2 separate regions of the Homo sapiens genome follow, and region 2 is linked to region 1. A link is an interaction called in ENCODE POLR2A ChIA-PET data of the cell type or tissue named here. Cell type or tissue: Panc1. All regions are shown on one strand.

Region 1 (5,000 bases):
GAAGGCTGGCAGATTAGACTAAAACAACAGTCTTTTCCTATGCTAAACTTTTCATTTGAAGTTAGACCACAGAAAATATAAAACAAAAGGGTTTTAAGCTTATTGTATATGATTTAAAATATATATATATATATAAGCAGTAGATGAAAAGGCGTCTTTGATAGATCTGAGATGTTCCAGGAGTAGAATTCCTGACTGCTGTGTGAAAGTGAACTGCTACTCCATCTCTGAAACATATCTGAGAAACGGGGCAGAAAACCAGTGTAAACTGCTCGTGGTGAAATTATTGAACATTGAAGTGTGAGGCTTGTCCTAAGAGCACGTCACCTCCCTTGACACAGATTCTGCATGTCCTTCCCTCTGGTAGGATCCTCCAGTTCCGTTTCTCAGCGAAGTAACCAGAGGTTCCAGTCTGCTCTTGCTTTCTGGGAGGAAGACAGAGCACCTAGTAATAGATTCCCAGGGTACTGATTGGCACCACACATGACTCAGAGGGGACCTAAGCCATCAGCAGGCTGCTCTAAGGACCTACCTCAGGGCACTCAGACAGCCTCACCAATCAGAGGCTCAGGAGAGGGTTTTCCTCACTGCCCTCCTTGTGTGCACTGGTTTCCTGTTTAGAGCAGCATTTAGCAGCACCACACACCTCAGATGTAGAGGATGAACCTCTCTTATATGAAATAAAATGATGTCCAGCAACTACTGTTGATAAGTATGTTCAGCCAATAAAATCAAAAAGGAATGTTTTTTATCCCCAAAAATGGAATTGGGTTTTATAAACAATGTAAGTTGGGAGGAGTGAGCACTCTGAGACTTTCCAAGTATGACTTAGGAGTAGCGTTCCTGGAGGAAAGGAGGGAGGATGGGGTGAGACAAAGATAGGGAGGGAATCAACACAGATCCTGCTGACTCCACTCCATCCCACCTTCTCCCACACCTACTTCCAGTTTGTTCCCTCACTTTTAGTAGAATTTGAGCTTAAAAAGACAGGATTAGAGTGACTTACTGTAATTTTCAGTGTCATACATACACACATATTACTATTTTTTCCTCTAGAGGAGGGGAAAAAAAGAACATCATAAAGAATAAGTGCTATGTTAGCCGGGCATGGTGGCACTGCCTGTAGTCCCAGGTACTGGGGAGGCTGAGGCAGGAGAATCACTTGAGCCCAGGAGCGAGAGGTTGCAGTGAGCCATGATTGCACTACTGTACTCCACCTGGAAGACAGAGCAAGACTCTTGTCTCAAAAAAAATAAAAAAAGAATTGCTATAATGTGGGAATATTAGAATTATCAGTCTCAGCACCACTGATGTCCTTTGCTCCCAGACATTTCAAGTGTTCTTTGGAAACTGCAAATATCTTGAGTTTCTGGTTTCCTTGCTACATTGGATATTCTGCTAGGGAGGAAATATGTGTAGTGATGAACAGCATAGATCTTTACATGCTTTTAAGAGCATACCCCTTGCACTGTGTAGGTTCAGATCTCAGTTCCACTACTTACCAACTATGAGATCCTGGACATGCTACTTTGTATCTCAGTTTATCATCTGTAAAATGGGAATAATTATAGGGTCTGTCTCATAGGATTTTTAAAAAGATTAGTCAGGCACAGTGGCTCACACAGTGGCTCCCAATCTCAGCACTTTGGGAGACCAAGGCAGGAGGATCTCTTGAGTCCAGGAGTTTGACACCAGCCTGGGCAACAGAGCAAGACCATGTCTCCAAAAAATTTTAAAAATTAGCCAGGTTTGGTGGTATGGGCCTGTGGTCCCAGCTACTCAGGAGGCTGAGGCAGGAGGATCACTTGAGTCCAGGAGGTTGAAGCTGCAATGAGCCGTGTTCATGCCATTGCACTCCAGCTGGGTGACAGAGCAAGACCTTGTTTGAAATTATTTAAAATAAAAACATTAAATGAGATAATACATGCAGTGCATATAGAAAATGCCTGGTATTGGCCGGGCACTGTGGCTCCCGCCTATAATCCCAGCACTTTGGGAGGCTGAGGTGGGCGGATTGCTTGAGCCCAGGAGCTTGAGACCAGCCTGGGCAACATGGCAAAACCCCATCTTTACCAAAAATTAGCCAGGTGTGTTGGTGCACACCTGTAGTCTCAGCTACTTGGGAGGCTGAGGTGGGAGGATCACTTGAGCCCAGGAGATTGAGGCTGCAATGAGCCGTGATCATGCCACTGCACTCCAGCATGGGTGACAGAGTGAGGCCCTGTCTCAAAAACAGAAAGAAAAGAAAATACTTGGTATATAGGAAGTCATCAATACATTTTGGCTATGATAATAATTATTAATTTTGGGATTGATATATTTTAAACCTATATTTTAAAATAGGTTTCTGGTCTATCTGTGTCAGCTATGACTAACTAGAAGAAGCTTGCCTTCAAATTGCTATATGGTTTATCATAAAAGCCTATTACTAAGATTTTTTGTTGAGGCCTTCTTTTTTTAAATGTTGTCTTTGTCAGGTGGGCAGAAACAGCGGATTGCGATTGCCCGTGCTCTGCTAAAGGTAAGCCTGAAGCGACTTGGATGTTTTTTAAATTAGGGATTATTTTTATTAGGGACCTTGTAATTTGTAATTTACTATTTGTCTTCTTCCTTTTCCTGTTTTTTGTTTTTTTTTTTTTCTTGGAGTGGGAGGGTGACAGTTCTGGTGAAAGGTAAGTTAGTGTAGTATATTGTCCAAATTTAACAAGTATTTCTTAGGTATCATGAGCTCAGTACTGTGCTAAGGTTGTTGGAGGTAGAAGAATTTAACACATGGACCCTCCATCAAGAAGCATACAGTCTAGCCAGTGAAACAGTGATTATTAATGCAAAATATAAAACAGCGTAAGTATGCATATTTGTACAATCTGTAATCAGCTGCTAAAGTGAATAGTACAGACTTGAAGTACTTAGACAAGATTCCTAGAAGGAAAGGGAAGAGCCATTTTAGCTGAAAGGCGGGCATTCTCTTTTTAAGGAAGCAATAGCCTTCCCTTTGTTATACAACTGTTCTTCTCAGGCTTATAGGTGATTAAAAAAAAAAAGCAGCTTTACTGAAGCAGAATTTACATATATAAAATTCATTTATTTTAAATGTACTTTCCAGTGACTTTTAGTAAATTTGCGGAGTTGGTTGCACACAAAGTCCAGTTTCAGAACATTTCTGTCACCCTAAAAAGATCTCTTGTGCCCACTTGCAGTCAGTCGTTCCTTGTTTCCGGCCCCAGGATGCCACGAATCTACTTTCTGTCTGTCTAGATTTGCTTTTCCAGACATTTCAGATAAATGGAATCAGACGATATATGGTTTTTGGCATCTAGCTTCTTTCACTTAGTACAGGTGGAGTGTTTTTGAGATTTCTCCAATTTGTAGTTTGTATCAGTACTTTATTCCCTTCTACTGTTAAGTAGTATGGATGGATCCCTATTTGTTGATCTGTTCACCAGCTGATAAACGCTTGGGTCATTTCCAGTTTGGGGCTATTGTGAATAATATATAAAGAATAGTAGCTACCTTTTTGTGAGGGTGTGTGTTTTCATTTGCAAAGCTGGACTTGTAATGTTTTATCTACATCAGATTAGTCTCTTTTTTTTTTTTTTGGTCTCATGTGTTAGCTTTTCTTTTTTCTTTTTTTCTTTTTTTTGAGACAGAGTCTCGCTGTATCACCCAGGCTGGAGTGCAGTGGTCGATCTCAGCGCATTGCAAACTCTGCCTCCCAGGTTGCAAGTGATACTCATGCCTCAGCCTCCCAAGTAGCTGGGATCACAGATGCACGCCACCACACCCGGCTGATTTTTGTATTTTTAGTAGAGGTGGGGTTTCACCATGTTCGCCAGGCTGGTCTTGAACTCCTGACCTCAAGTGATCCACCCACCTTGGCCTCCCAAAGTTAGTTTATTATTTCTAAATTAACTATAAGCAGGACCTTGAAAGTTATAGACATATCTTTTTAATTTTAATTTAATTTTATTTTTAAATTTGTGACGGTCTCATTCTGTCACCCAGGCTGGAGTGCAGTGGTGTGATCATGGCTCACTTGTAGCCTTGACCTCCTGGGCTTCAGTAATCTACCTGTCTCAGCCTCCCAGGGAGCTAGGACTATAGGTGCATACCATACCAAACCCAGCTAATTTAAAAAAAAATTTTTTTGGTAGAGATGGGGTCTTGCTATTTTGCCCAGGCTGGTCTTGAACTCCTGGGCTCAAGCAGTCCTCCCCCCTCAGCCTGCCAGAGTGTTGGGATTACAGGTGTGAGCCACCGTACTCAGCCTTACTCATTTTATTTATTTATTTACTTACTTACTTACTTTATTTATTTATTTTCTGAGACAGAGTCTCACTCTGTCGCCCAGGCTGGAGTGCAGTGGTGTGAGCTTGGCTCACTGCAGCCTCCACTTCCCGAGTTCAAGCGATTCTCCTGCCTCAGCATCCAGAGTAGCTGGGATTACAGGCATGTGCCACCAGGCCAGCTAATTTTTTTGTATTTTTAGTAGAGACGGGGTTTTGCCATGTTGGCCAGGCTAGTCCCAAACTCCTGACCTCAGGTGATCCACCTGCCTCGGCCTCCCAAATTGCCGGGATTACAGTCGTGAGCCACCACGTCCGGCCATCTTACTCATTTTAGATTCTCATCTCACTGACCAGCAGGATAAAACTGTGCTATAAAGGATACCCGGTCTAGTGATTACTCTGATGGCAGGATAAAACTGTGCTATGAACGATACCTGGTCTAGTGATTACTCTGATGATCATTTAAAATAGTCTCTAATTCTTTCATTTATGTACTTATCCCAGACACTTAGTAATTTGTGGGGTTTTTTTGTAACAGCTTTGAGATATAATTCACATACTACATAATTTGCCCATTTAAAAAATAAATTCATTGGTTTTTAGTGTATTCTGTGTTGTGCATCCATCATCACAATTTTAGAAAACATTTTCATCACCCCCCCAGGGACCCTCTACTCTTTAGCAGCCATGCAACTCCCCTTCCTTATTTCC
Region 2 (5,000 bases), 570 kb before region 1:
AGCATGCACTTACACAAAACGAGGTGGTATAGCCTACTACACACCTAGGCTGCAAACCTGGACTGCTTGTTACTGTACTGAATACTGTATGCAACTATAACATAATAGTATTTGTGTATCTAAACACAGAGGTACAGTAAAAATACAGTATATAATCTTATGAGACCACCATTGGGTATTCGATCTGTCATTGGCTAAAATGTCATCATGCTGAGCTTGACCGTACCTTGCCCACATGTGCAAGGCCAGTAAACGGCCCAGGGTGGATTCACAGCACTTATGAAAACCTTCCCCGTAACAACCACTCTGTGCTGCCTCCCAGGAGTGAAGCAGCAGGAAGCCCAGGGAACACAGCCCGCAGCCGATCTAGTTTTACCCTTGGCCAGGTCAGGACTGCAGAAAGCTAGCTACAGTCCATCGTTTTCTCCTAGAATTGCCTTTACACAACTGTGATCTAATGCTCCTCCTTCTGCTTCAGGTTTGATTTAAATAAACGGCCACGTGTGCATCTCTGCTTTTGGTTTCTGTTATTTCTCCCCCTGACGGACACTATTATCATGTTCAGTGCCCTTTAAGTTAATATCCACTAGATTCTTATCAAGCTTGAAGGCTAAGAAAATGTTTCTCTCTCTCAAGAAAATGTTTCATTGTATTATCAAATGAGAACTATGCAACCCAACATGCTTCCTTTCTTGCTTTGGCTACCAAGATACAATTGCACGTTCAACTGAAGGAGCTCCCCTTGGCTTAGTGTCAGTAGACGTAAGCTGAAATGTATAGGGGGACTAGAGCACAATCGGCCAGCACTTTGGGTTTCAGGTTCTTGACCTATAGATGGGGGTAACATACCTGCCACGCAGGATTATGCTGAGCATTAAACTAAACACAGATGGCAAACACCTAGCCAGGATCCGGCTCCATGGGGGTGGGTGTTCAGTGTTAATTCTCCTTCATTCTTTAATTCTCCATCCACTTCTTTTTTCCTTCACCTTTTTATCCCTCATCCCCTCTACCCCCTAAATTTGACCCCAGATTTTTAAACTCTTATTTTAATGAATCTGTGCTTACACATAATATACTTTCTCTTATAAGCGGCCTCGAATCTTTTTAGAGATATATGTTGCTTAAACACGTAATAGCCATGCTCTACAAGTTAAAGGAATACTGAATAATGGACACAGAATTTAGAGATAAGGTTTAGAAATGTCACCCTTGGCCAGGTGCGGTGGCTCACACCTGTAATCCCAGCACTTTGGGAGGCCGAGGCAGGCAGATCACCTGAGGTCAGGAGTTCGAGATCAGCCTGGCCAACATGGTGAAACCCCATCTCTACTAAAAATACAAAAACTAGCCAGGCTTGGTGGCGCGTGCCTGTAATCCCAGCTACTTAGGAGGCTGAGGCAGAAGAATCATTTGAACCCGGGAGGCAGAGGTTGCAGTGAGGTCATGCAAGACCCCAGCTCAAAAAAAAAAACCAAAAACAAAAGAATTGTCACCCTCTACTATAAAGCCAAAAGAGCCAACAAAATGAATGACATTAGCCATCTGTGGTGATCTTTCCAGGAAAGAACTCAAGTCTGATGATTTAGAAAGTAGCTAATGAGAGGAGTTATGTCTCAAATTACATAGACGAGCCTAACGAAAATCAGAAAGATCAGTGCAAAAAAAAAAAAAAAAAAAACTAAAGGAATATAAGGTGAACTGTAATCCAATTAAATATAATACGTCTATCTCATGAAATCATTTTGCTGACTGATTACTAAAGAATGTTGAAAGTCAGATGTATTAGTCAGGATCCAATTAGAACGCAGAAACTACATAAGCTTTTTGAACAGAAGGGCTTTAATATAAATTGTTAACTGGGTAGAAAGTCAGTAACCAGGTAACTGGGTAGAAAAAGGAAAATTCTAGATATCAGGGAAGTAGCAACGACAGGAAGCAGCCACCACCCCTAGGCCTGAGGGAACCGGTTAGACTTAACCTTAGAAGCGTAGCCAAAGGGCCCTGAGGTAGAGACTTCCTTGGAGGAGTGGTGGGATCTGCAGGGAGTGTGGACGATGAGGCTGGCTGGCCAGTGCTGGGATAACTGAAGACTGAATTCAACAGCTACAGCTGGGGCAACAGGAAGCCAACAGGAAGGACCAAAGCCCCATCTTGCTGGTGCTTCTACCGCCTCCTGCTGATGGAGGTGGCCCGGAAGCCACTGGCAAAGCAGCTGGGATGTGCGGTCCTAGCTCCAACACTGCAGAACAGAGCACAGAGTCTGGAGCTGAAACAATAATTTCATAAATTACATGTTGGGATTTTTGAAAAATCAATCTCCATCACTACCCTAAGGAGAGGGTATTGATTCTATACACAGAAAGATCCCCAGAACGAGAAGGCCGATGCATCAAGATTCCTCAGACAGATGGAAATAGGCCAATAGAAAAGGTGGCCGATAGAAAATAGATAGAAATAGGCCGATAGAAAAGGTTTGCTGAGGACCGGGCACAATGGCTCACACCTGTAATCCCAGCACTTTGGGAGGCCAAGGTGGCCGTATCACAAGGTCAGGAGATCAAGACCATCCTGGCCAACACGGTGAAACCCTGTCTCTACTAAAAAAAAAAAAAATACAAAAAATTAGTATGTGGTGACACACACCTGTAATCCCAGCTACTTGGGAGGCTGAGGCAGGAGAATAGATTGAACCCAGGAGGCGGAGGCTGCAGTGAGCTGAGATCGTGCCACTGTACTCCAGCCTGGGCAACAGAGATTCCGTCTCAAAAAAAAAAAGAAAGAAAGAAACAAACAAAAGAAAAGGTCTGCGGAGTACACACACCCCAGGAGTGCTGGCTTTCTCAGCGAGGCACAGTTCTCATCAATTAATGAACTGTCATTCTTAGCAGTATCTTACAATTCTGATGCATGTAAACCCCAATCCCCCATTGATAACTCCTAGATGGAACTAATAACATTGAGTTTCCAAACCTATAAAACCAAGAGTGATGCCTTAGACCCATGATCATTCTCTCTCTCAAAGCTAAGTCTGAGATAGCCCAAGGGTCTCTCTCTTACTTTAACTCATATTTAATTACCTGTGATTTACACACTAGAAAATAAGATCTTTTGAAGAAAATAATAAGCTTCAACTATTTCTGCAAACGTGTTACACATACACAACCGCACAGAAAAACACAGATAGAAACCTTCAACTTCTTCCTGGATCAACTTACCACATTCCTAAGTTCTGACCAGCTTATTTGCCAACAGAAAATTCGAGTCCAGGAACTTTGGGAACCTCAGAAGCACCAGCCCTCCCCACCCCTCCTTCCCTTCCCATTCTTCACCTCCACACACACAACCGTTATTTCTCCTAAGAGTTAACTACAGAGACAGCAGGACACCAGTTCTGGTAGCAGGTCCACCACCTTCACACGGCATTTGCAGAGGCTGTGGAGGGGCAGCAGGCTCTGCTGTGTGCAATGCTTCATATCACCCACCCACCCCACTTCAGACTGGAAGACACGGTTATGTTTATTTTCCCCCAGAAGATAAGTGACTCACAGGCAGTTTGACAACAAATGTCAAGGTCCTTCAACCACAGAAAGTTCCCAGCATTTCCAATCAGTTGGGACATAATCCAGAAGAGGTTGCCTGGGATTATTTTTCCTTGGAAATTACATTCATTCTATCTTGGTGACAGACACCCACATATGGGGTCAAACTTTCCCTCATCCAAAAAAAAGATGATAATCAAAATCACAAGATACCACTTCATATCCATTAGGATGGCTACTATCAAACAACAGAAAATAACAAGTATTGGTGAGGATGTGGAGAAACTGGAACCCTTGTGTACAGTTGGTGGGAATGTAAAATTGGTGTAGTCACTGTGGAAAGCAGTATGGAGGTTCCTCAGTATATTAAAAAACAGAACTCCCATATGATCCAGCAGTTCCACCAGGTGTACTCCCAAAAGAATGAAAAGCAGGGTCTCGAAGGGAAATGTGCACACCTGTGTTCACAGTAGGATGAATAGCAAATGTGTTGCACGTGTTAGCAGCGTAATGTATAAACACAACGTTGTATGTCCATAGAATGAACTATTACCCAGCTTTAAAAAGAAAGGAAATCCTGTCACATGCTACATGGATAAACCTTGTAGGTATTATGCTAAGTGAAATAAGCCAATTCAAAAGGATAAATACTGAATGACTCCACTTACATGAGCTACCTAGAAGAGTCAAATTCACAGAGACAGAAGGTAGAACCCTGGCCGCCAGTGGCTGCAGGGAGGGAGAATGGAGAGTTACTGTTTTTTGGGTACAGAGTATCAGTTTTGCTAGATGAAAAGAGTTCTAAAGACGGATGGTGGTAACAATGTGAACACAATGTCACTGAACTGTTCACTTAGAAATGGTTATGGGCACTGCGGCTCACACCTGTAATCCCAGCACTTTGGGAGGCCGAGGTGGGCACATCACTTGAGGTCAAGACCAGCCTGGCCAACATGGCGAAACCCCATCTCCACTAAAAACACACACACACACACGCAAAAAACAGCCGGGCATGGTGGTGTGCACCTGTAGTCCCAGCTACTCAGGAGGCTAAGGCAGAAGAATCGCTTGAACCCGGGAGGCGGAGGTTGCTGTGAGGCGAGATCACACCATTGCACTCCATCCTGGGCCACAGAGCGACTCCATCTCAAAAAAAAAAAAAAAGAAAGAAAGAAATGGTTAAAATGGTCAGTTTTGTTATATGTATTTTACCATAATAAAAACTGTCGGGGGGGAAAGTTGATACATGCCACTACCTGAATGAACCTCAAAAACTATGGCAAGTGGAAGAACTCAGACACTAAAGGACACACAGTGCTTGAGTCAATTTATACGAAATATCTAGAATGGATAAATCCACAGACGCAGAAAGTACACTAGTGGTTGCCAGGGACTGGGGAGATGAGGAAATGGGGAACAACTGCTTAATGGGCATAGGGTTTCCATTTGGATGAAAAT

What was found. ChIA-PET counts read pairs that join two places held together with the same protein. Peaks named below come from ENCODE experiments on the same cell type or tissue, not always from the same donor. Only the 100,000 strongest peaks of a DNase experiment are listed, where the experiment ranks them.
Region 2: POLR2A ChIA-PET joins it to region 1 with 8 read pairs; 2 of 35 experiments call an interaction of 5 or more read pairs at or near these places.

Annotation. Positions count from the first base shown.
Region 1 is chr1:229,519,113-229,524,112 of GRCh38, reverse strand. ABCB10 (ATP binding cassette subfamily B member 10) reads left to right here. Exons shown (of 13, transcript NM_012089.3): 11 at 2,478-2,521. Among named protein-coding and RNA genes, the nearest start is that of NUP133-DT, 13 kb to the right of the region's middle. In Panc1, no CTCF peak of the experiment used is centred here; no DNase peak of the experiment used is centred here.
Region 2 is chr1:230,088,858-230,093,857 of GRCh38, reverse strand. The region is part of intron 1 of GALNT2 (polypeptide N-acetylgalactosaminyltransferase 2); the gene reads right to left. Among named protein-coding and RNA genes, the nearest start is that of GALNT2, 24 kb to the right of the region's middle. In Panc1, no CTCF peak of the experiment used is centred here; no DNase peak of the experiment used is centred here; H3K27ac peaks cover 896 bases.